3 separate regions of the Mus musculus genome follow, and all the other regions are linked to region 3. The links are chromatin loops, found by intact Hi-C in ENCODE. Cell type or tissue: left cerebral cortex. All regions are shown on one strand. Region 1 holds the start of Rabif (RAB interacting factor). Region 2 holds the start of Tmem183a (transmembrane protein 183A). Region 3 holds the start of Adipor1 (adiponectin receptor 1).

Region 1 (8,000 bases), 80 kb before region 3:
CCATTGTCAGTGTCATGGAATGGGAGTTAAGCAAAATAAAGGCTCACCAAAAATACATCAACTTGTCTTCAGTTTATGTAGACAGGTGGATATGAAACAAAAGAATTCCATGTTTAGATCTGTCTCTCAAGCCTAAAATACTTCACTGTGTAATTGCAAAAAGTTCCTCCATCCCACCCCGAAAAATCCCACCCCTGAATCCTGAAACAGTTTTGGTCCAAAGTATGCTGGGTGTTTTTTGTCAACCTGACACAAGCTAGAGTCACCTGGAACAGGAAAATTTGATTGAGAAAATGTCTCAATCAGATTGGCCTGCAGGTAAATTGTGGGGCATTCTTCTTGATGGGACATTTATGTGGGAGGCCACTGTAAGTAGTGTCCCCCTAGGCAGATGGTCCTGGACTATATAAAAAGCAGGCTGAGCAAACAATGGCGGGGGGGGGGGGGGAATAAAACAGCCTCACCTCCACGGTCCAGCAGAGCAGCTCTCCTCTATAGCCCCACCTCCAGGGTCCTGACTCCTGGCTCCTGCCATGACTTCCCCTCATAATGAACTGTAAGCTAAGATACAATGAACATTTCCCTCCTAAGGCTTTTGGCTGTGTTTACCACAGCCACAGAAATCAAACTAAAACAGAAGTCAGTAGCAGAGGGTGGGCTATTGCTGTGATCACCATGTTTTGAGGAGAACTGTGGAAGTGTTTGGAATGTTGGGCTGGGAAAGCCACTGAGTGCTCAGAGCATGGAGGGCTGCTCTGTGGGAGCTTGGGTGGTAGGAGTGCCAGCAAGCACCGTTCCTCCATGGTCTGTTTCAGGTCCCTGCTCTGCTTGAGTTTCTGTCTTGGCTTCCCTCAGTTAATGGACAGGTAACCAAACGAACCCTCTCCTCTCCAAGCGCTTCTGGTCCAGCCTTTATCAAATCACAGGAACTGAAGTAGGACAGAAATTGGTTCTGAGCCGGGCATGGTGGCGCACGCCTTTAATCCCAGCACTCGGGAGGCAGAGGCAGGCGGATTTCTGAGTTCGAGGCTAGCCTGGTCTACAAAGTGAGTTCCAGGACAGCCAGGGCTATACAGAGAAACCCTGTCTCGAAAAAACAAACAAACAAAAGAAATTGGTCCTGAGAGAGAGTATGGTATGAATATTTTCTATGGGGAACCGATTCTATGACTGAAAAAAAAAAAACAACCCAGATTGTCTGCTGCAAACAGGAGTAAAGGTGCCAATCAAACTGAACCAGGGATGTGGCTCAATTGGCAAAGTTCTTGTCAAGCAGGCATAAAGTCTATCATAAGTGCAATACCCAGGAGAACATACTGGGGCAGTGGTCCATGCCTGTAAGCCAGAAGGATTGTTAAGTTCAAGACCGTCCTTGGTCGCACAGAGAACTCAAGGCTGGCGTGGCTTTATAAGACTCTGACTTTAGAAAGGGGGGAGGGGAGGGTAAAACCACAAAATTCTGATCCAGTATATCAATAATAATCCGTTATTCACCCCAGACTAATAGCTTTTATGAAGACCAAATTATTTCCTAAGTTCTCACTATGCACACAGCCTGGGTATAGAAGATACACACGTGGATAGGACACAGGCCCTCAGAGTCTAGTGGTGTAAGTAGCAAAAGGTACCAAGAGGTCAACTGAGGTAGCAGAGGTGCCAGATATTTGCAATGTAGGGTCTAGGGTTTCTGGAACTTTGACTTTCTGAAAAATTGGGCCAAAGAATTCTTAGCTCTGAGGGGTAGCCTCACATGACACAAGACAGCAGCCTACTGAAGTCAGTAATACCCCTTCCCAATTCTTACCATGGAAAATATCTGTGTTTGTCTCTAGACTTTTCCCTTTGGGGAAAAACTTACTCCCAGGTGGAAAACATACTGCCTTAGACTATGAAATGCACGGCAGAGTTATCACCAGGTCCTGCATCATGTCGATGCTGGGATGGTTTTCAGAGCTTTGCCATGCAGACTACACTAGACTACCTTACAGGTGAAAATGCTATGGGCCACCTCTAAGGAGACCTCTTCATGCCCTGTCTCTCTCCAGGTTCTCTTAAATGGTGAAAGGACTGCTTTTTTTTTTTTTTTTTTTAAAGTTTGGTTTTTTTTGAGACAGGGTTTCTCTGTGTAGCCCTGGCTGTCCTGGAACTCACTCTGTAGACCAGGCCGGCCTCAAACTCAGAAATCCGCCTGCCTCTGCCTCCCAACTGCTGGGATCAAAGGCGTGCACCTCCACCGCCTGGCAAGAACTGCTTTTATAATCTTAAAGATTTATTTATTTTTACTTTATGAGCGCTTTGCCTGCATGTGTGTATCATACCCATGTCTGGTGCCTGCAGAGGGTGGAAAAAGATGCTGGATCCCCTAGATCCAACTAACTGGAGCAACAAAGAACTGTGAGACACCTGACATGTGCTTCAAGAACTCTTAACCAGTGAGCCAACTCTCTAGGCCTGGAAGGGCATCTTCGCATCTTCTCTTTGTTTTTAATTTTTTCCTATATTGAGGTCAGCCTACAGAGAGAACCAGACTGCTCAGACACTTTCCTCCTGCCTCCTGGAAGGTCATCCCTAAGAGGGCGGAGTGTCAGCTTGCCTAGACTGGCCTCACAGTAATTTCTCAACAGTCCAGGGAACGACTAAAGAGCCATGTTGACACTTCATAGGGATTCAGTTTTAAAAATGTGTGTTCCAAATGGTTTGTTCTCTGTAAAGGTACTCTGTTGAGAAACAAAATATGATTTGTAATATACAGTTTAATTTGCTTACAGGTTCCCTCCTATGAAACATCTATTTAAAACACATGACACAAAAACTGTAACTATAAACTATCTTTTTTTTTCTTTCTTTCTTCTTTTTGGTCTTTTGAGATAAGTTTGTCTCTGTGTAATAGTCTTGGCTGACCTGGAACTTACTATGTCGACCAGGATGGCCTCTAACTCACTGAGCTCGCCTACCCCACAGAGTGCTGGGATTAAAGGTGTGCACCATCACACCTGACTACTACAAAATTTCTTTTAAGAAATGTCTTGACTTTTTAAAAAAGAGTTACTCAGTTCACAGACAGGGTCTCATTATGTACCCCTTTTAGCTTTGATCTCACTGGGTAGCCAGCCCTAAGTGCTAAGATAGGCGCAGGCCACCACATGCCATTCGGGAACATTTAAGTTTCTGTCAATTTACACAAGCAGGCAAGCTGCCATTCGAGAACAAGAACTGTCCCATATAGGAGGCACTGTGCTCACAGTGCCAAATCTCCCTATTCATCAACTTGGTCAGAAGGAGCAAGCGCAAGGTCATGGAGGTTCAACAGCTCTTCCGGTGTTAATAAGTGCGCAGGTCAGGATCCAGTTCCCTGGCTCAGCTCCATCCCTCCGCAAGGCCACTAACTTTACAAAATAAGTGGAGAACTCTACTACCTGTCCGAGTAGTTCTTATTAAAACGGACTTCCACCCACTCCACAGACAAGGCCATCAGAACACGCTCTTGCAGCAGACACTGCTGTATGTGACTCTCCACCACTTGAAAGAACAGTGGCTTCTTACAAACCATTTATAATGAGGGTCTGAAAGCAATTTAGTTTGTACTATCCAATAGGATCGCATGTTACACTTAAAAAAAAGGGCTCAGAAACTTTTTTTTTCTTTCAGTTTTCTCATTGGGGTGATGGTGGTTTAAGACACTTATTTTAAAACCCTACCATACGCGGCTCATACCTTTAATCCCTAGCAGTGGGGAGTCCAGGTGGACCTCTTAAGTTAGAGGCCAGCTGGGTCTACAGAGCAAGTTCCAAGCCAGCCAAGGCTACATAGGGAGACCCTGTCAAACAAACAAACAACTTAAACACACATACACACACACACACACACACACACACACACACACACACACACACACACACGGGGGTGGGGGACCCTTAGGATTCAGATTCCAGATTACCTCTTATCATCAGGAGTGTGCTTTCTCTTTCACTTTAATTAAAATTTAACTTTATAAACCTTTCACACACACACACACACACACACACACACAAAATCCTACATGAAAAAGTCCTAACTGCAAGAAAAGAATGGTTAACCTTCGAAATCTATTCGAAATGCCTCGTCCTGGGAATTGTATCTCGGGGGACTTAGAAAAGTTGGGTACTAGCAGTCACTCGGTGTGAATTCTCTCCACCAAACTTGATCCTGGAGCTCCTCTGGGGAGAAGCAAATGAGACAAGTAGGGACTGAAAGATGGATAAAAGCTATGGTGGGAAGGAAATCCAGTGATTCTTAGGTGCCCTGGGGCGACACCGAGTGGTGGCTGGAGATACACCTGCGGGGTACAGCAGGTTAGCCAGAGCTCCAGGAAACAGGGGGCTAGGGTTCGTCCCTTAGCTCGCGCAGGATACCCAAAGCCTGGGGGCGGGTGGGCCGCCTAGGACAGGCACACCCTCTGAGGGAGTACTCTGCGAGAGAGAACAGTTTAGGGGACCAGGCAACTGTGCCTCGACACGAGGGTCCCAGTCCCCAACCAAGCCAGTGGGCGGGGCCTCACGACGCGGGGAGGGGCAAAGACGCGCAAGGAAGGGCGCGGTCTCCGGAAACCTGGGAACCAGGAGCAACCCGGAGCCGCTGGGTCGCTCAGGACAGCGCGACTCTAAGCAGCATCAAGCACTTTCCTACCTGCCGGCGAGAGAAAAGAGCAGTCCCTGGCTGCAGCACCCGAGAGCCACAACGCTGGCACAGCACCGCCTTCCGGTTCCGGCCCTCGGCTGACACGAGCTCGTTCTGCAGCTCGCAGGGTTCCATCGCCGTGCCGCCACACCATCAGCCACAACGGCGCACGCGCGATCTGAGCTGGCTCACCCGGAACTACGCTGGCGCAGGTCCCTGGGGGCGCCCCGCCCGTGCCTCTCGCTGTACCTCTGCGCAGGCGTCTGAACTCTATTGCGCAGGCGCCTTTCTCTATTGCCGGACGGAAGTGTCAGGAGTTACTTGTGACAATCCTTTTTCACTATACCTGGTCTCCCAGGCGCCCTTAATATTGGCCTAAGCAAATCACTATGGCTAGCCTTACCACTAACTCTTGGGATATTTCCCTTGCCTCATGAGTAGATGGCGATAATTCGGGTCAGGTCACACCTCAGCAAGATTTAGATACAAAACAATTGCTTTCTATGTAAGAAGTATGTATAATGCTTAGTACATTTAGTGTTGCGAAAAGTGTGATAATATTAAGCCTAGACTAATAGTGGCCATTTATTAGGTAGCAAAGCGTTGCTTATAGTAATTTTGAAAACGTCATTTCCTTAGAGGGTATGCCCTCGGGCATAATACAGGAAGAAGGCTAAGGTTTGCAATGTGTATAGGACATCAGAACGAGGGAATTAAGCCACCTTACTGTTCTAGAATGCAGTCTTGCTCCCCTGTTAGTCCCACATTACATGATGATGGACATTGTGTATGTGAGAATAGTAACCTGAGAAGGTCATAGACTCAAATATAATAGAACAATTTCAGAAATGGATTAGGAAACAGCTGTCTAGGATGTTGGGTCTTTTATCTCTGTATTTGTTTTTCAAGGCAGGGTTGCTCTGTGTAGCCCTGGTTGTTCTCAGACAGATCTGGCCACCTTAGCTGGGATTAAAGGCATGCACAACCACTGCACACCCACTTATTTATTTAAAGATATTTTTTATAAGTGTTTGGCTTACATGTAAGTGCATTGTGTTTGCGCCTGTGGAGACCAGAAGAGGGCACAAGATGTCTGGAACTGGAGTTACTGACTGTTGTAACCTTCCACATGGGTGCCAGGAACCCAGCCCAGATCCTCTGAAAGAACAGTCATCAGCTGGCACTCAACCATGACTCATCTCTCCAGGCCCCGTAGGTATCATTTTAATTAACCATTTGGTTGTCAGGAATGAAAGATTTTAGACACAGGGTACACTAGAAAAGGATCAAATTTAAAGCTGGGCAATGGTGGCACAGCCTTTAATCCCAGCACTTGGGAGGCAGAGGCAGGCAAATTTCTGAGTTCGAGGCCAGCCTGGTCTACAGAGTTAGTTCCAGGACAGCCAGGGCTACACAGAGAAACCCTGTCTTGAAAAAAACAAAAACAAAAACCAAACAAACAAAAAAAGGGATCAAACTTAAGAATGGTTTGTAAACCAGCGACTAAAGCATATTTCTGCGTAGAGAGAGACTGTACTAATGAGATCGGAATGGTAGAATATGCCCCCTCAACACCACGGATCTGATGCATGTTAAGGAAACTGAACTTTACAGTACAAGATATGGAAATCTATGGAGCTTGGGGACAGAAACACATCAATATTTGCCAATAATTGGCTCTATATTAAGCACTGTGGTAACCACATCTGAATTTCAGAAAGAGCTGCTGATAAAGTAGACAGTGGTGGAAAAGTGTAAAGGTTAGGACATCAGTTACTTTACGTCATAAGGGAATGGATTTAACTATGACAGAACTGTGTAGAACTCAGATGATGATCATACAAATAAAGTTTCCCAGGGCTAGGAAACTGATTGATCTTGAGTTCTGTGAACAGCTTGCTTTACAAGCATGAGAACAATTCAGTCATGGTGGCACTAGCGTGTAATCCTAGTGATGGGCAGAGACAAAATTTAGAAATTTTGGGGACTCAATGGCATACGCAAGCCTGGCAACTGCAGTCAGATCCCTGGAACCTGCATAAAAGTCTGAGAGTTGACTCTACTGAATTGTCCTGACTACACACACACAGCTACCCTCATACTAAATTAAAACAAGGAAAAAACGAGGTGGATAGTATCTGAGGAACAATACTTGAGGCTATCCTCTGCCTCTACCACACAAAGGGGATGCTTAAGGACAGCTCAGTAGTTAAGAGCAGACACTGCCCTTCCAAAGGCCTCCATAGGCCCTACAACTGGGTGTACAGGTTACATAGACATACACATTCATGCTGTTGCTTGTATTTTGATGCTAATTCCACTCTTCCGGGAAGCACTTGCTCGATGCAAATGAGGAATGAGTCATGTACTCAGGTGACTTCTTGTGAACCATCACCTAACGAATAAAGGAGCCAATCACTGGGCGAGTAAGTGGGACTTCCGTGTTGGACAGAGGAAGAGAGGAAGCAGGAGAGAGTTAGGCTTTTTTGGATGGGGATAGCATGAGGACAGGACGCAGCTACAAGTGTCTCCCGGTTTTAATGGAGCATGCGTCAGGTTTCGCCACCAGAGAATTTAGGTTTAATAAGGCTTACAAGGTTAGGATTTTAGTTGTTGTGCCCAGTGACTGAATTACCATCGTTTCTGAACTAAGTTTGTTCAGAGGGCAGCTCGTCTGGGTTCAAGAGAGAAAGGTATGGCGGCAAAGCATGGGTTTGCCCAGGGTGTACCACGAAGGCCGTGGGGGATTTGAAGCATGGAGTTAGTGTGGTAGTGACCTGCCAGTGAGAACCTAGCGAGCTGGGTGGAGAGATTTTGGAGCCCTGAGGCAGAGAGTCTTCATGAGATAACAACAGGTCAACCATTGCCCTCCAGTGCGGGGCCAACCAGGCCACTGGGGCAGGAACATGCCAATTCGTTTTTTAATATTTCCTGCAACATAGTCACATACTTTTTTTTTTTAAAGAGGAAAGAGCAAATGAATGGAATTCTGTTTATGAACATATTTTTTTCATGTAAAGCTATGCAAATTTTTAAAAAAATCAATGAATTTTATTTCCTGGTTTTCTGTAACTGTTCAGTGGTGGCTTCAGTGCATGAACTGTGGACATGGCTCAAAATTCAGAAACCAGCACTGATGCCTGAGAGCTAATTATCAGCCCTTTCTTTCTCTTGTGTTTTCTTCTCCTACCCGCCAACCTTCCCTGGTCCTCTAAGATAAATGAACCACATTTCACAGGCTGTGGTTCAATAAGCTGGCACATACATCTGCTACAGACAAATAGCTTGATCCTCTTGATCCTCTTGTCCTGCTTTCTCTTGGCTCTGAGACCGAGAGAGACTTG
Region 2 (8,000 bases), 53 kb after region 3:
GGTGCTTCCAATCTTTGTTATGGGGCCAGATCAATTATCTGTTATAAAACTTCACCAAGGATTCTCTTATGAGAGTGTAGTTCAGATACTGTAAGATACTTCTGCTTGTAATTGTAGCTGATGTTTATTGAGTACATACAATATACCAATACTAAGCTAAGCCGGGTGTTGGTGGCGCACGCCTTTAATCCCAGCACTCGGGAGGCAGAGGCAGGTGGATTTCTGAGTTCGAGGCCAGCCTGGTCTACAAAGTGAGTTCCAGGACAGCCAGGGCTACACAGAGAAACCGTGTCTCGAAAAAAAAAAAAAAAAACACAAAAAACAAAAAACAATACTAAGCTAAACGCTTCCCAGATACTTTCTCACGTACCTGACTCTATGAAATGGGTACCATGATTCTGTCCATTTCACATATTTAGAGGGTAAGACGAAGTAATGTACTCAAGGTAAGTCCTTGTTACAGGAAGGAAAATGGTCCAAACCCAGACAACAGCCCCAAGGCCCCATCACTAGGCGACTCTTCTTGTTCTTATTTTAACTGGAAATGCTTCAGTGAAGACTCTGGACAGCTTGAGCATGACAAACATGGCTCTGGCAGGCCTTGCCCTTCTCCCTGATTCCCTCTGCCTTGCTAAGATCCGTTTGCTTACATTCCTAAAGTTAGTCACCGAGGTCTAGCTTCTCACTGGCCACTTCCTTCTCCTGAGGCTTACTACCAAGGTCCAGCTATCAAAGTATCGAATGAAGTCCAGCAACTGAAAGTCCCCTTTAGCTCACCTAATTAACACGCCCAGTTAAAATGGGACACCTCACCCTAACCCAGGGTTTCCCCTTGTACCTTTATAAACTGCCATTTTAGCTGAGAGTCTTGTCTATTTCTGTATCCGGAGCTAGTCCTTCTTCCCCTTTGGGACAAATATCCTTGTCCTCTCTTCCTTGTTCCCTTCCCCTTCTCCCTCATCCTTTATCTCCTGTTTTTGTCTCTTATTCCCTACCCTCTGTCCCCCTGGGGTCAAAAATTTTCTTTCCTTTGTTCTTAGAACTTAGTCTTGGGGGGTTCTATGCCCATACTGATTGTAATATTCAGTAAATGAAATTAAACTAAATGAACTAATTTTTTAAAAAATTGTATAGTTTTAATAAGGCTAACAAAGCCAGTCACAATCATGTTTAGCTAGATTTAATTAATATACTTTTCTGATGCCACTAGATTCTCAGGAAGGGTTAAATTCTTCTCAGATTCTGCCCAAAGCTTTGACACATCATGGAAATGTATTAAGTAACCTTTTTTCCCATTTGCTTTCTGTCTTACAGAGTTTCTCCAAGATGCCATAGTTTGGCTTGATATTTGCTTGGTACATTGATTTTTTTTAGGTTATTAATGTTAATTTTAAGGGTGACATAGTATGCTGGTTTTAGATATGAGCTTGGAAGATAGTCTTCTGTCTGAAGTCTCATCTTGTCACTTGCAGGCTAGTCTGCTATCAGTTTAGTCTACTGGAATGGCCTGCGTTGACTGTGACTCTGCACTGTAATCTGTCTTCCTGAAGAAGAGACAAAAAGGTCATCAGGCTGTGTGGAAAACACCCGCTGAGGCATCTCATCCCACTCACGTGTCTGAAAATAACAGCAGCCACAGGCTGGAAAGTGGTGGCACATGCCTTCAATCCTAGCACTCCAGAAGGAGGGGCTGAGTTTGAGGTCAGCCTGGTCTACAGGGTGACAGCCAGGGCTACACTGAGCCAGGGCTACACAGACTGTCTTGAAAAAACAAAACAAAACAAAATAACAGCAGCCACAATTCAACTCTCATTATCACCACCACTACCACAACAATAGTTGATATTTACTGGGTGCTTGCTGTATGCTATTTTAAATGATTTTTATGAGTGAATGTGATCATTTGATAATCCTGTCAAGCAGGCCAAACTTTTTAGGTAAAGGCTTAATTTACATATAATAAGTAGCTAGACCTTGTATTTTCAGTTCTGAGGCTCAAACCCAGGGTCATATGCTAAGCAAGTGCTCTACCATTGAGTCTCCTGAACCAGCCCTTGGCTTTTTGAGACAAGGTCTCATCCAGACTGACCTTAAGCTCATGACCTTCTGCCTCTGCTTCAGAAATGCTGGGCTTACAAATGTGTACTACACCTATAGATTTTTACCCACGCAAGCTTAACTTCACATTCTATACTCTGTTTAAATGTATTTTTACTTTTGAGAAAGCTCTTGTTAAGTTCTAGCTTGAGACTTGCTGTGGTAGGTCAGGTTTCCTCAAACTCACAGATGTCCCTTGCCTCTGCCTGCTGAGGGCTAGGATTGAAGGCCTGTGCCACCACTCCTGGCTATATGCTTTCTCTTGAAAAGTAGGACGCTGAAGAGAACAACCTGTACTTCTTTTCATTTTCATGTTACTGGATTGTCTCCAATAGGATGTTGCACTGACCAAAGATTCCATAAAAACCAGGATAGGCTTTAAAGAAAGGCTCTTAAAACAAACACACACGATAATATTTACTATTAGCACAAAGTAAAGTTACAATGTAATGCAGGAGTATAGTGGACATATTAATTCTTTCACTATTCACATATTGTCCTTACATTTCCCACTTGTTTGAGAAAGACCAATTTCTCCCGTTAGTTAGGTTAAATAACTTCTATTTAAATACAATGGTAAATTAGGTAACTTTTCTGTTTATCTTTTGAGAAAGAACCTGTAAAATTGGGTCTGATCATTAATGCAACCAATTGAAAGTTCGTTGCTCAAGTGTGTGTGTGTGTGTGTGTGTGTGTGTGTGTGTGTGTGTGCGCTGGCCAGTGAGCCCTAGGGAATAGCCTGTGCCCACATCCCCAGTGAGTCCCCATCGCCACCATTCTAACCCCACAACTCTTGACTTTTATGTGGAGGTTGAGAGATGATAAAGTCTTGCCAAGCATTTTTTTTTTTTTTTTTGGCAAGCACTTTCTAGAGTAAGCATTTCCTAGGCCTCCACTTGTTACTTTTTATTGAAATGAGGAATAAAAGACGTATGGGTTCTTTGTTCCTCTAAATTGGCTAAATACTCCAAGAAATCTTGTTTAAGATTTTTTTCAATCAAAATTTGAAAGAGAAATTTTTTTGGTGTAACTAGCATGTTTTTCATTCCAAAGGATTAAAATGAGAGAACATTTCAGCTAAAATCCTTATGTTTTTAAAGCAGTTAGTGGTTTATTAATAGGGCCTGAGTCTCTTGCATCTTTGATTCCCTTTGGACTCCTGGGTGTGAGTATTAAAGAGTGTCACATGAGCAGAGATCTACATGCATGAAAGCCTCATTAAATTTTTACTGGTAACGTGAGATGAGAAGGCTCTGTGCTGACCAGCTGTATTTTGAACTCAACTACAGACATTAATTATGTATACATGGAAAATTATTTAGAACAATTATAGGCTGTTAGACCTTTGCTTCCTGTTATAATTCTAGATAAATTAGAGCATGATTATAACCAATTATGTTGTTTCAGTTATCATTCCCAAGTGATCCAAGCCTTATTCTATGATCCCTGGTGGTAGACTGTTTCATAATTCTAGTAAGTTATGTGGTTTGCTCTTTATGAACTTCTGTGCACAGTACTAGGTAGAATAAAATGGAGACCCCTTTGAGGTGTCTTATAGGGCACTCTCTGAGTAGATCTAGCCAGTTGGGTTGCCTGGGTCAAAAGGACTGTTTCTTAAGCCAGGGACTGTTAACACTTTGGGAGCTGAAAGGGAATTAGAAGAAAAAAAGACACAACACGGGACTTCTCTTTTAATACAAAGGAATTATATGTTCTCATCTATCCTTCTAGAATTTGCTCGGATGATGGTGATGGGAAACCTTTTAAGAATCTCTTCTACTTTGAGAATTCAGACATTTACTCATTTTTCAGGCAGCATCTCTTGTAGCCCAGCTGGCTACGAACCGAGGATGACTCTCACCTTCTGATCCTTTCTCTGTGTTGGGATTACAGGAGTTAGCCACTGATCTGCAGAGAGAATTTCAAAGCCTTTGTAAGCAAAATTATAGCGACCGCTTTGATATTTACGTTCAGGTTACTTGACGTAAGTGGGAAAGAGAGAATGACGAAAACAAGATATATGCAATCTAGATGCTGAAGTGGACCACGATGTAAATTATTAGTTCTAAAGAACGCGGTCTGGAGGACCAAACGCCCCAGAGAAGACGGTGATGAAGACGGTGACAACGCACTCCCCGTCCTACAGCCCGCTCCGCTTTGGGAACCTGGCCTCCGCTGCGGCTGAGGGCGCCGGGTGATGACGTCACCGGGCCCCGGAGGCGATTGGCTCCCCGAGAGGGGCGTCGGCAATCAACGGGACCCAGAGCCCTCGCCGAAGTCCTCGCGATAGCCGCGGCCTCGGTGCGGGGATGGCCGCAGAGCCGGGTGGAGGTGCTCTGCGGCTCCGGGAGCCGGCTCTCGGGGCCGAGACATGGCCCGGGGCTCCGGCCAGCTAGGCGGGCCTCATCGGGACACCGTCACCATGCCCAAGAGAGGAAAGCGGCTCAAGTTCCGGGCCCACGACGCCTGCTCGGGCCGAGGTGGGCGAGGGGCGGGGCCGGGCTGGGCGGCCAAGGCGGGCTGGGCGGCCGGGGCGGGCGCGGCGGGACCCGGCGGGGAGCGGTGGCGGAGACTTTGCCTCGAGTCTGAGGAGGCCTTGGCGCTTTGCTCTGTTTCAGTGACCGTGGCGGACTATGCCAACTCGGATCCGGCGGTGGTGAGGTCTGGACGGGTCAAGAAAGCCGTGGCCAACGCTATTCAGCAGGAAGGTAGGCTTTCGTGGGTCTTTTTAGGCCCAAGCTTTTAAGAGACAGCATTGGGTGTTGTATTTACCTGGAATTGCGTCCCGGTGTTTTTTCTACTGACCTTTGGGTCATGAACGTGTTTGCTCTTCCCACTGTTTACTTTCTCGTTTCGTATCCTGGATGGGATGGGTGTGTGTAGCCAGGATCAGCAGGTTCCGGAGCCGAAATGGTTTTGTTTCCTCTTTGAGTTAAAACCAACTTTGTGACCAGCTGCGGTGGGCATTCCTTTAATCTCAGCATTGGGGAGGCAGAGACAGGTGGATCTCTGTGAGTTTAAGGCTAGCCTGGTTTACCTAGCAAGTGTGAGGTCCTGTCTCAGAAGAACCACCAAACCAAAACAAGAACAAAATCCCACACAACTTTTTGTACTCGTTAATTTCCACTGCCACTCCTTGATACCAGTCCCCCCCCCCTTTTTTTTTTTGGTAGTTTGTGCATATTTTACCATGCAGTTGACTTCCATTTCTTTGGCATATTGGGTTTTTTGTTTTTTTTTTTGTTATGTTTGTCTTGCTTTCAAGATTTTTGCAGATGGGACCAAGTGCGTTTCATTCTCTCCTTGTTTCCTCCTAGTAAAATCTCTTTGTGGCTTGGAAGCGTCCCAGGTTCCTGCCGAGGAGGCTCTTTCCGGGGTGGGTGAGCCATGTGACATCCTGGACAGCAGTGATGAGATGGATGCCCAGGAAGAAAGCACTCAGGAAAGATCAGTCTCCAGAAAAAAGAAGAGCAAGAGACATAAAGGTACGGGTTGCTTTCCTGAGCACTGAGCTCTGTCTGTGGTGATGGATGCTGTCGCTCTTCAATGTGAGGGGAGATCTACAAGGAACTAGTGATTGTCGGTGATAACCTTTTTTTTTTTTTTTTAAAGATTTATTTAGTCTGTGTGAGTACACCATTGCTGTCTTCAGACACACCAGAAGAGGTCATCAGATCCCATTACAGATGATTGTGAGCCACCATGTGGTTGCTGGGAATTGAACTCAGGACCTCTGGAAGAGCAATCAGTGCTCTTAATTGCTGAGCTTTCTCTCCAGCCCCATAACCTTCTTTTCCATGATACAAAAATTAACAGCAACATTAGTTACACTTTTTAAAATTCTGTTAGGGATGTATACATACATATTATATGTGTGTGCGTGTGTGTACACATTTTCCAGAAAATTTCCGACTTAACGTTTTAAGTTTTGTTTATTTACTTTTTTTTTTTTTTTTTGAGGAACTGAATATGAGTGTCTGCATGTATGTGTGTGCTTCACTTGTATGCCTGGCACCCTCAGGTCAGAAGGGGTCGTTAGATCTGTCACTGGAGCTGTGAGTTGGATGGTTGGATGGATGGTTGTGAACTCTGATTTGGGTTCTGAGACCCACCACACCCAGGTCTTTTGCAAGGGCAACAACTTCTAAACCATCTTGGCTTTTCAAGACAATATTCTCTTCTCTTCGCTTCTTTTCTTTCCTTCTCCTTTCTTTTCTTTCTTTCTTCTTTTTTTTTTTTTTTTTCCTTGAGATAGGGTTTCTTCATGTAACAGCCCTGGCTATCCTGGAACTGCTTTGTAGACCAGTCTGGTTTGTAGGTCTCAAATCCACGGAGATATGCCTGCCTTTGCCTCCCAGATGCTGGGTCTTAAGATATAACGTACTTTTTCTGGTCTAATTTCTTTCATATGGCTTAAAAGTATTTAAGGTTCATCCATATGGCATGTGTACCAGCTTTTATTGCCTTTTACTTGACTACTTTGTGTTATGACTTCAGGGATAAGTCTTGCCTGGGTAAATGCTTTCATTTCTAGTAGGTAATGAGTGCATGAAATTTCTGGATTGTATGGCAATCTGTGTGTAAGTTTTTGAGGAATCAGTGAAGTGGCTGTGCCATTTGGTGTTTCTAACAGTAGCATAGGAACATTTTTCCCTCCGAGACAGGGTTTCTCTGTGTAGCCCTGGTTGTGCTAGAACTGACCAGGCTGGCCTTGAACTCAGGGATCTGCCTGCCTCTGCCTCCTGAGTTCTAGGATTAAAGGAGTGTGTCACTATGCCTGGCTTTTCTTTGCTTCTTCATTTTAAATTAAAATATTGCATTATAAGACTCCCTTCACATAGTCAGGATCTAATCACTTACTAGACAAGTGATTTGTGGCATGTACACTCTTGAACATCATTTCTCTTTTATTTTGCTTTATTTTCTCTCTATTAAGGTACATCTACTTTGATTATTTTCTCTTAAAAATAATTTTAAAATTTCTTTGTCTATCTGTTTATTTTGACTGTGTGTGTATAGGGGGTAGGATAACAGAGTTGAGCATACCTGGGTGTAAAGGTGGAGATCAGAGGACAGTGTGATAGTTATCTCCTTCCATCATTGGAGTTCCAGGGAGTAAACTCAGTCAGGTTTGGCTGCAAGCACTGTTATCTGCAAAGCCGTCTGGTTGTCCCTATCCTTTAGTTTTTAATGAAGTCGTTATAACCACTATGCAACAGCTATAAATTCATTACTATTTATGTTTCAATTTTGAGCAATTTCTATATATCATTATCTCTATAATGTTTTAGTGTCATACCCTCAAAAGAGAGATAGTTTTCAAAAATACTATTGTTAGCCAGCAAGTAATCTCAGGAGGTGGAGGCGGACCAGGAGTCCAGGGCCAAGGTTAGCTACATGTTGGAGGCTAATCTGAGTTACATTAGACCCTGTCTGAAGAGCTAAAAATCCAACAGACCCGGAATGTTCCAGAGATCCCTCCATGGTTAAGAGCACTGGCTGCCCTTCAGAAGACCCCTGTGGACCCATCACCCACATGGAGGCTTACGTCATCTGTACCTTTCCTTCTAGTGGAGCCAGTGCTCTCTTCTGTTCTTGGGAGCAGCTATGCAAGCGATGCAGACACACACATGCCTGCCTTTTTCAAGTTGTGTAGTGTTGCGCCATCTCCCTATCCCTGAGACATACAACCTTTAGCTTTAGTCAGCTTTGTAAAAGTCCCGATGAGCCCGGTGTGATGGTGCTTGACTTTAATCCTAGCACTTGGGAGACAAAGGTAGGCAGTTTAAGGCCAGCATGGTCTACATAGCAAGTTTCAAGATAGCCCGGGCTTCAAAGTGAGATCTGCCTCAGAGATAAATGATTATTTAAGATGGTGGCTTTCTGGCGTATGTGTTGTTATT
Region 3 (8,000 bases):
AGATCAGACACAATCCAAGCTAGTATTTTTGCTTGTTTCTCTAATTGACCACGAAAAGTTGAGACAGGAAAGGAAGAGGGAGGGATCTGAGGTCTGGCAGAGGAGAGAGCAGTAACACTGGGCCCTGAAACCATTGCTCCTATAGCATGGACCACTCACCAACAGGAAATTGCAAGCATCTTAGGCTCTTAATTTAAATCAACACAAAGCCCTAAGGTGTGAGACTGATTCCAAGAGACTCTGGAATCCCACTGTGTGTCTGCCTCTAAACCCTTATGCATTTTAGAGGAAACACCTTTCCTCTCAAATGGGCCACACCCAGCACAGCAAATTATGACTGGGCCAAACCCAAGAGGGCATTTTTGCTGGGATTTCTTCCACTCAAGCTAATAAACTTTTACCACTAAGCTTCCCAACTGGATAAATGTAAGCTGTTATAGACTAAAGCCGTGGAGAAGGAGAGGCGTTTGTGTTCCTACAAATAAGATAATCCCGCACTAAACTTGGAGAAAAAGTTGAGTTTTAATCACCAGCCAATTAGCTGGAGAGTTGCCCTTAGAGATTCTGAAGATAATTTATTCTCTGAAGCAGTTTCCAAGTTTTCCAGGCTATGACACATACTTTCCCTGGAGTCTAAGGCAGAGCTTCTAGGAGATCTGACCTAAGGTTCCGGGCCTTTTAAGAGGGTGGGTGAGTTGGGGTCTATCTATGCAGCTTGGCTCTCATTATTCTACAGAGCAGCCTAGCATTCCAGACAAAGATCCATTTTCTCCTCTACCCAGCCTGTTAGGGAGGTTGATTTCATTGCTCCACTGGGGAAAAATGAGTCAAGGCCCCACACTACAGTAATGGGAACTTTACTTGATGCCAAGTGTCACTGCCTCCGAATCTGAAGGGAGACAAGTCACAATCTAACTTCCTTTGAGGCTCTCCTATCTCAACAGAAGAGAAGAAGTCTTTTTAATCTCACAGGCAGGCAAACTTCCCTACAGTCAGCTCCACAGAAAGGAGGAGGAGGAGGAGAGATTTTTTCATGTCATTACCTCAGCTCTTTTTGAGACAGGGTCTTGCTATGCTGTCCTGCCTGGCTTGGGGCATTTTAAGTAACCTAAATTGATCTAGAAACTCTGGCAATCACCCTCCTGTCTCAGTCTCCTGAAAGCTGGGCTTATAGGTATGTCCCATGCCAGCTGCTTAAAAAAAAAAAAATCAAGCTCATTACAAATATTTGGTCAATATAGTTTGTACAGCATAGCACTCACAGTAAACTGTGTACCCCCAAAGTTACTTTAAAACTCTTTATCCCCAAACCCACTTTAAACTGTACACCCCCACGGTCCCACTAAAGCACAAGGAAACTGGTAGGTACTGGCTTAAAAGCCAAGCACCTGGAACTGGTTTGACTAGAGAGTATCTTCAAGATCTTTGCAATTCAATTTGCAGAGTTATAAAGTTTGCTACAAACTTTATAAACATTAGTCATACCCCCATTTCTAAGCAGCAAAATGGGAAGAAGTTCAGCATGGTGAATACTGTTTGATGAGCCAACTGGGGACAAAGGACCATTAAAGACAAAATGTAACAAGTTTGATGAATACCAGTACCAAACAAGAGAAACTCCATGTTACTTAACACAGTGTCAAGCAGACAAGCAGGATAACCTAGCCGGGTGTGTCTGAGCTTCAGCCTGGATTTCCTTCCTACAGAAACAGGGAGAATGCAACTGCCTCCAGCAGGGTAAATTCTGTCCTTTAATCTGAGAGCATCTATTGAGTACTATACAATGCACAGTTCTGGCTATTGCTTCAGGGAGAAGGCAGAGTAAGGAGCTTGGACAGGTTGGTGAGGTCCTTTAAGAAGGGTTGCTAAGCCAGGTGGCGGCCGGTGGTGGTAGTGGTACACACCTTTGATTCTAGCATTTGGAAGGTGGAGGCAGGCAAATCTGAGCTCCAGACCAGCCTGATTTACAGAATTTCAGGACAGCTAGGCCTACGAAGATAAATTCTGTCTAGAAACAAAACAAAACAAAACAAAAACAAAAACAAAAAAACAAAGCAGCAACCAAAAGGGGGTTGCTGAGGGCTGGAGCATGGCCGAATGGCTAAAAGCACTGGCTGCTTTTCCAGAGGGCCTTGCTTTATATCTAGCATTCACATAGGTTCAGTTTTGAACCCATCTTCTGTGGGCAACAGGCATTAACATATGGCCCAAACAGCTGTACACATTTTTAAAATATCTTAAGGGTGTTTATTGAAAATTTTCTTTTATTTTTCCTCCTTTTCCTCTTTTTGTTGTTGTTGTTTTGAGATAGGATTTCTTTTTGTAGCCCTGGCTGTCCCGGAACTCAATCTGTAGACCAGGCTGGCCTCGAACTCAGGGATCCACCTGTCTCTGCCCCCAAGTGCTGGGATAACGATTAAAAGTACGCGTCCCTTCCACCTAGGTGATAATTTGTTTTCTGATAGCATCATTATGAAGCTAAGAGCTAACAGGTGCTGGAGGAACTGAGAAGAAAAACTTCACTTTAGTAGAGATGATCAAAACTTCGTAGATCTTAAGATTTGATAGGCATGGACATCTGAGGCAGGGCATTCCAGGGGTACAGTTGTGTAAACAGCGGTTTACATGGTAGCATGGCTACCCAGAGCATCGAATAATGCACTTTCCATCAGGAAGCTTAAGAAAATGAGGTCACTCTGAAGTGACACAACTTAGCCTACCATTCATTTTAAGGTGCTGACCGCTCCCCTCCTCCTGCCGTGAGGGGGGGGGGGTGGAGTGAGGGGAGGGAGGCGCAGAGGCTATGAAATTAAGGCTGCTTCCTTAATTTATCTTTCACACGGGTAAAGCCACTCATTTACTTCTTTCTCAAAAATCTTGTCGTTTCTGGGCTACTGTGAACACCCCAGCGGAGATTACCCTGCGGGAGTAGGTGCAGTGTTTGAAGGCCCACACCAATGTCTAATACTTCACTAATAACACCAGCTTTTGAAGACTGACTTCTCAAAGACCTTTCACAAAAAATGGACACAAAAACTACTTCTGTAATAAAGAAATGCAGTGGCTGCAGGCCGGGAACCCTGACATTGCAATCCACTTAGCGCCATCCTATCTGACTGAGTTCCTGGCAGTGGACTGATGCTATAAACTCTCAGGAACTGCGACTGCACCATCACAGCCTGCCCTGCATTATCAAAAGGAAAAAAAAAAAAAGCAGTGAGCACATCCCAACATGGCTTTGGTTCTGCAAAGAACCACCTATTGCCATCTTCGTTTGATTTACCACACAACTTAACTGCTGGGTTTTCTGGTCTGTCTGCTAAAGACCCGAGGGAAATAATCAGATTATTATTATAGAAGATCCCATGGTCTCTTAGTGCTCCGCTGACATCTGAAACTATGTAAACTGAAATTTGTCCAGCTTCTTCAACTACGAACCGCCAGAAACTGACGGCGAGCCACTTTATTTTCTTAAAAGCAAGTGCGAGACTCAAATTCTCAAACAAACCAGCATCCATCAACCCTAGATTTCTGAGATGAAATCTGGCCCTTCCCAACACTTCGGCATCTTGTTTACATTCTAGTTGAGTAGTACCTTAGGCCTGTCGAGTCTCCATCAACTTCCCGACCGACCCTATCCAGGAGGGAGCCCCGTCACGTTTGACCTGCGGATCGCGGTGGTGGCCTTAGGGTTCCCGGCCACCCAGGGCCGGTGTTCCCGCACCCAACTCGCAGGCTCAACTCCGGGGGTCGCCAGCAGGGCTGGAACGCGGCCGTCTACCGCGCGGCTGCGGAGACAGCACTCGCGGACTGCCGGGCCCCGACGGCGGCGAGCAGCCCCCCGAACGGAGGCGGTGCGCGGTGGGAGGGGCCGGAAATGTTTACGGAGGACCTTTCGGAGGGCCGGGCGGTGAGCGACGATCCAGGGGCGGGCCACTCCCGTGCTGTCCCCTCCAGAGCCTGCAGGGCCCGCGCCCCGCCCACCCCCGGGACACTTACGGCCTGGCTGGCTGCCTCTGCTGGGGGCCGCGGGCCCGGGCGCTACATCCCGCGGCACTGGAGGCGGCCTGCGGCCGAGGGGCGCCCGATCCTCAGCGCCCTGCCCGCGCCGGAAGGGCCGCGCGACCGCACGGCGTCACCTCCGCAGCCGCGTCACCTTCCCGGCGCTACCTCACCCGCTCCGATCCAGGCATTCCTGCGCGTGCCAATCATCAGGGCGCGCTCAGGCTCGCCCCGCCCCGCCCCTGATCTGACCAATCGCTGGCTCTGGCTGTCCCAGCTTGGCCCTACACTGGCGGACTGCAAAAGCCTCTTCTCCCGGCCTACGACGGGCGCGTGTAGGGGAGTAGGGAGCTGGGAGTAGGGAGCTGGGAAGGCAATCTTAGTTTCCCACCCCACGGCCTCGCTTTTCAGCTCCGAAACACTTTTTTTTTCCTTCTCTTAGTACTGGGAATTGTACCTCTAGGCAAGCCACTATATCTCTAGTACAGAAACACTTTTTCCCCCCTTTTTCCAAGACACGGATTCTCCGTGTAGCCCTGGCTGTCCCGAATTCGCCCTGTAGATTCGCCTCCCTAGTGGCAGGATTAAACAACGCCAACCCACACTTTTATTTTTGTTTGAGAAAGGGTTTAATTGTGCAACCCAGGTGAGCCTTGTACTCGAGGCCATCCTATCTCAGCCTTTCAAATGCTAGGATTTCAAATGTGGGCTACCATACAGCTCCGAAACTATTTCTATATCCATTTTCCAAATCCCTCCCTCTCTTCTTCTGGTATGCTATGTATGGAACGACTACCATGAATCTATTCACTCAACTGATTTAACTTTTGGTTCCTGTTATTTATCAGAAAGGGAGAAGTTATTTCAAACAAGCCTAGCTTGACAATTTTCTGTGCCAGTCCATGTTCCCATGTGACCCAGAGGGCACATCTTAGAAGACAATATAGTGTGCTTCTCTGCCGGAACTGAACCACACAATATAGTATTTTGGGAGTGTTCATTTTCTTATACTCCAAAAAACGATGCACAGCTGTTACTGCTCTAAATGCAAGAAAAGGTGACCAAATGCTAGATGGATGCCCCAGGAGAGTGAAGTCAACTTTGTTCTGGTTAAAAGCATAGACTCTGGGTTCTTGTAGATCCAGTTTCCTTCCCAAGCCAGCCGATCTTTACACATTACTGAGTCCTTCCAAATCACTACTTAACCTTGAAAACGAAGGGAAATGATGCTACTTTCAGGTCTGTCAGGACTAAGGACATTTCAGGTGCTACTTTCAGGTCTGTCAGGACTAAGGCAGTGTCTGCATGATGCCTGGCAAATGGATAGAGTTTCATAACAACTAGCTATTGTTAATATATTACCTGGGGCTGGAGAGATGGCTCAGCAGTTAAGAACACCCACTGTTCTTCCAGAGGTCCAGAGTTCAATTCCCAGCCACCCACATGGTGGCTCATAACCATCTTAATTGGATCTAATGCCCTCTTCTGGTGTGTCTGAAGAGAGCAATGGTATACTCATATACATAAAATAAATAAATAAATCTTTAAAAAAAACAGTTGACTAGAAACCTATATTTTAATAAAAATAATAATAATAAATTACCTGCTGTACAAAACAAAATCTGGAAACTTTATTTTTCTTCAAGACAGGGTTTCTCTGCGTAGCCCTGGCTGTCCTGGAACTCACTTTGTAGACCAGGCTGGCCTCAAACTCAGAAATCTGCCTGCTTCTGCCTCCTGCTAGGATTAAAGGTGTGTGCCACCACGCCCGGCTGCTCCCCCTTTAAGTGTTAAATTATTTGTTTTTAAAAATCTTTTGTTTTTTTCAAGATAGTTTCTCTGGGTAGAGCTTGCAGGCCAGGCTGCCCTCACACTAATGGAGATCTGGCAGGGGAGCCCCACCACCGCCCACAGCATGGCCCTTTGCAAGCTGGCTTTAAGCTTCTTCCATCGGGCCTCATCTTCTTCCATCTTTCTTTGGTATTCTGGACCTTAGTAAATTTCTCCTACTTCTCATTCCTCTGGCTTTTGCATCCTGATCCTTCTGTGAACTGCTCTTCCCTCACCTGTTTCCAAAAGATCCAAGCAGTTTCCAATGCTCAGCTCTTGGTTTGTTTTGGCTTTGGCTACAGATAATCCTAAATTCAGCTTCTGGCTCTGCCAACCACTGACCAGCTGCATTTCTTCTCACAAATCCTTAATCTTCAACTCACAGGATTAGCATAAGGATTATATTGTGCAATATAGGCAAAATCCTTCAAATGGTACCGGGTACATGTCTGCTAACAAGATGTAAATTCTTCCTCTTTCTCCATCCCCTCCTATTAGGGCCCTAGTGTCCTAGAACCCCAGCTCTGCAGTGGTGTTGATCACTCAGTGCTGTGATCTTAGATTGAAGGAGTTCGAGAGAGAAAGTCTGTCACCAGCTCTCCTTTGTCACAGCTGCAACCTCGGAAAACACGCTTGCTCACATGATAGTTCCTTAGTAAATGTTTGCAATCATTTCTTCACAAAGCAAGGACTAGTAAGCTTCCACACAGGACACTCTCTACTGGGCTGCTCCAGCAAGTTCAACAATCCTAAGAAAGAATTTCCTTTCTGAGGGTGAGGTGGCTCGCAGAGCAGTGGCATACACATACTAGCTGATCAAGATTTAATATTAAGCTGGGCATGGTGGCGCACGCCTTTAATCCCAGCACTCAGGAGGTAGAGGCAGGCAGATTTCTGAGTTCAAGACCAGTCTGGTCTACAAAGTGAGTTCCAGGACAACCAGGTCTATACAGAAAAACCCTGTCTCGAAAAACAAAACAAAACAAAACAAACAAAAAAGATTAATATCAGATGGAGTAACACCCAATGGACTTTACTGAAGAACCTATTCTATTGCTACTGGGGTGTGTGTGTGTGTGTGTGTGTGTGTGTGTGTGAATTCTGAGGGTCCCTATAAATCTTCTGTCAGGGGTCCCAGAGACAGAAATGCAGTTCCATACAAAACCAAATGCAAACAAAAAAATGTTGAGAGCCTGGAGAAATGGCTCAGCAGTTAAGATCACCACTGCTCTTCCAGAGGACCAGTGTTCAATTCTCAGTGCCCATATGGCACAAGAGTTCCAATGTCTGTAACTCCAGTTCCATGGGATCTGATGCCATCTTCTGGCATTCTTGAGTACTGTATGCATGTGGTGCATAGACATATAAAATAATATATGTAATATATAATATAAAAATAGACATAAAATAGATGAAAAGCAAAACTAAACTAATCCTCCTACTGAATCCAAAACATTGTTTTCTCCCAATGAGACTAACAGTGAAGCCACGCCTAGTCCTATCCTGGGAGAACTGAGTAGACTGGATCAGGAGTTCTCCAGCTTAGACAGCTATTTAGGACTGATAGGCCTGAGAGAGGCCAACTCGGTCCAGTCACCAAATCTGTGCAGAACTGGTGATGTCAGGTTACTTTTTAAAGACGTCTCATCCAAATGGAAAGGCAACACTTTGTTTTGTATGCCGGGTACCCTGAAGGATTAGCGTGAAGATGGGTACACAGAAAGAAGGGAAGACTGACCAAGTTAAGGGACCATAGAGAGGGGTATCCATACTCTAAAAGCCCCCTCTGTTTCCTCCCCTCCACCTCTAAAGCCTCCAGGGAGGAGCTGGGCTCTGGCTCTGCAGAACAGCTGCAGGCATGAGCCCTGCGCCTGGTGGCAGCTCACATTTCAGCATATGGCACAGCTCCTAAGAAGCTCTCTAAAACACCCAGAAGATTTTGTGCTGGGAGCCCTTCCCTTCCAATGTCCTTAAGCATTAGAGGACAAGGACCCCAGACACGACGACAATGATTCCTTGAGATCATTAGGGCCTCGGCTCCATTTATTTGAACAGCCAGACACACTTTGTACAGGCAGCAATCTTAAGTTATGAGTAATCATTTCACGCTATCCTGGGCAGGGCCTGAGATACACACACACACACACACACACACACACACACACACA

What was found. A loop is a pair of places that touch in the nucleus more often than their neighbours do. Peaks named below come from ENCODE experiments on the same cell type or tissue, not always from the same donor. Only the 100,000 strongest peaks of a DNase experiment are listed, where the experiment ranks them.
Region 1: a loop joins it to region 3, with 4 times the contacts of the local background. A loop is called at or near these places in 5 of 42 quality-filtered maps.
Region 2: a loop joins it to region 3, with 4 times the contacts of the local background. A loop is called at or near these places in 22 of 42 quality-filtered maps.

What each region holds. Positions count from the first base shown.
Region 1 is chr1:134,491,475-134,499,474 of GRCm38, reverse strand. It overlaps Rabif (RAB interacting factor), which reads right to left and starts at 4,836. Exons shown (of 2, transcript NM_145510.2): 1 at 4,666-4,836. The coding sequence starts at 4,791. In left cerebral cortex, CTCF peaks have their summits at 4,302 and 5,716 (motif pointing right); DNase peaks (open chromatin) are centred at 4,337 and 4,873; H3K4me3 peaks cover 1,416 bases; H3K27ac peaks cover 1,255 bases.
Region 2 is chr1:134,358,339-134,366,338 of GRCm38, reverse strand. It overlaps Tmem183a (transmembrane protein 183A), which reads left to right and starts at 4,340. Exons shown (of 8, transcript NM_020588.2): 1 at 4,340-4,577; 2 at 4,716-4,805; 3 at 5,415-5,582. The coding sequence starts at 4,469. In left cerebral cortex, no CTCF peak of the experiment used is centred here; a DNase peak (open chromatin) is centred at 4,305; H3K4me3 peaks cover 1,577 bases; H3K27ac peaks cover 1,244 bases.
Region 3 is chr1:134,411,585-134,419,584 of GRCm38, reverse strand. Cyb5r1 (cytochrome b5 reductase 1) reads right to left here. Exons shown (of 9, transcript NM_028057.3): 9 at 7,847-8,000. Adipor1 (adiponectin receptor 1) reads right to left here and starts at 4,207. Exons shown (of 8, transcript NM_028320.4): 1 at 4,000-4,207. In left cerebral cortex, CTCF peaks have their summits at 3,707, 3,906, 4,606 and 7,150 (motif pointing left); DNase peaks (open chromatin) are centred at 3,907 and 4,236; H3K4me3 peaks cover 2,107 bases; H3K27ac peaks cover 1,457 bases.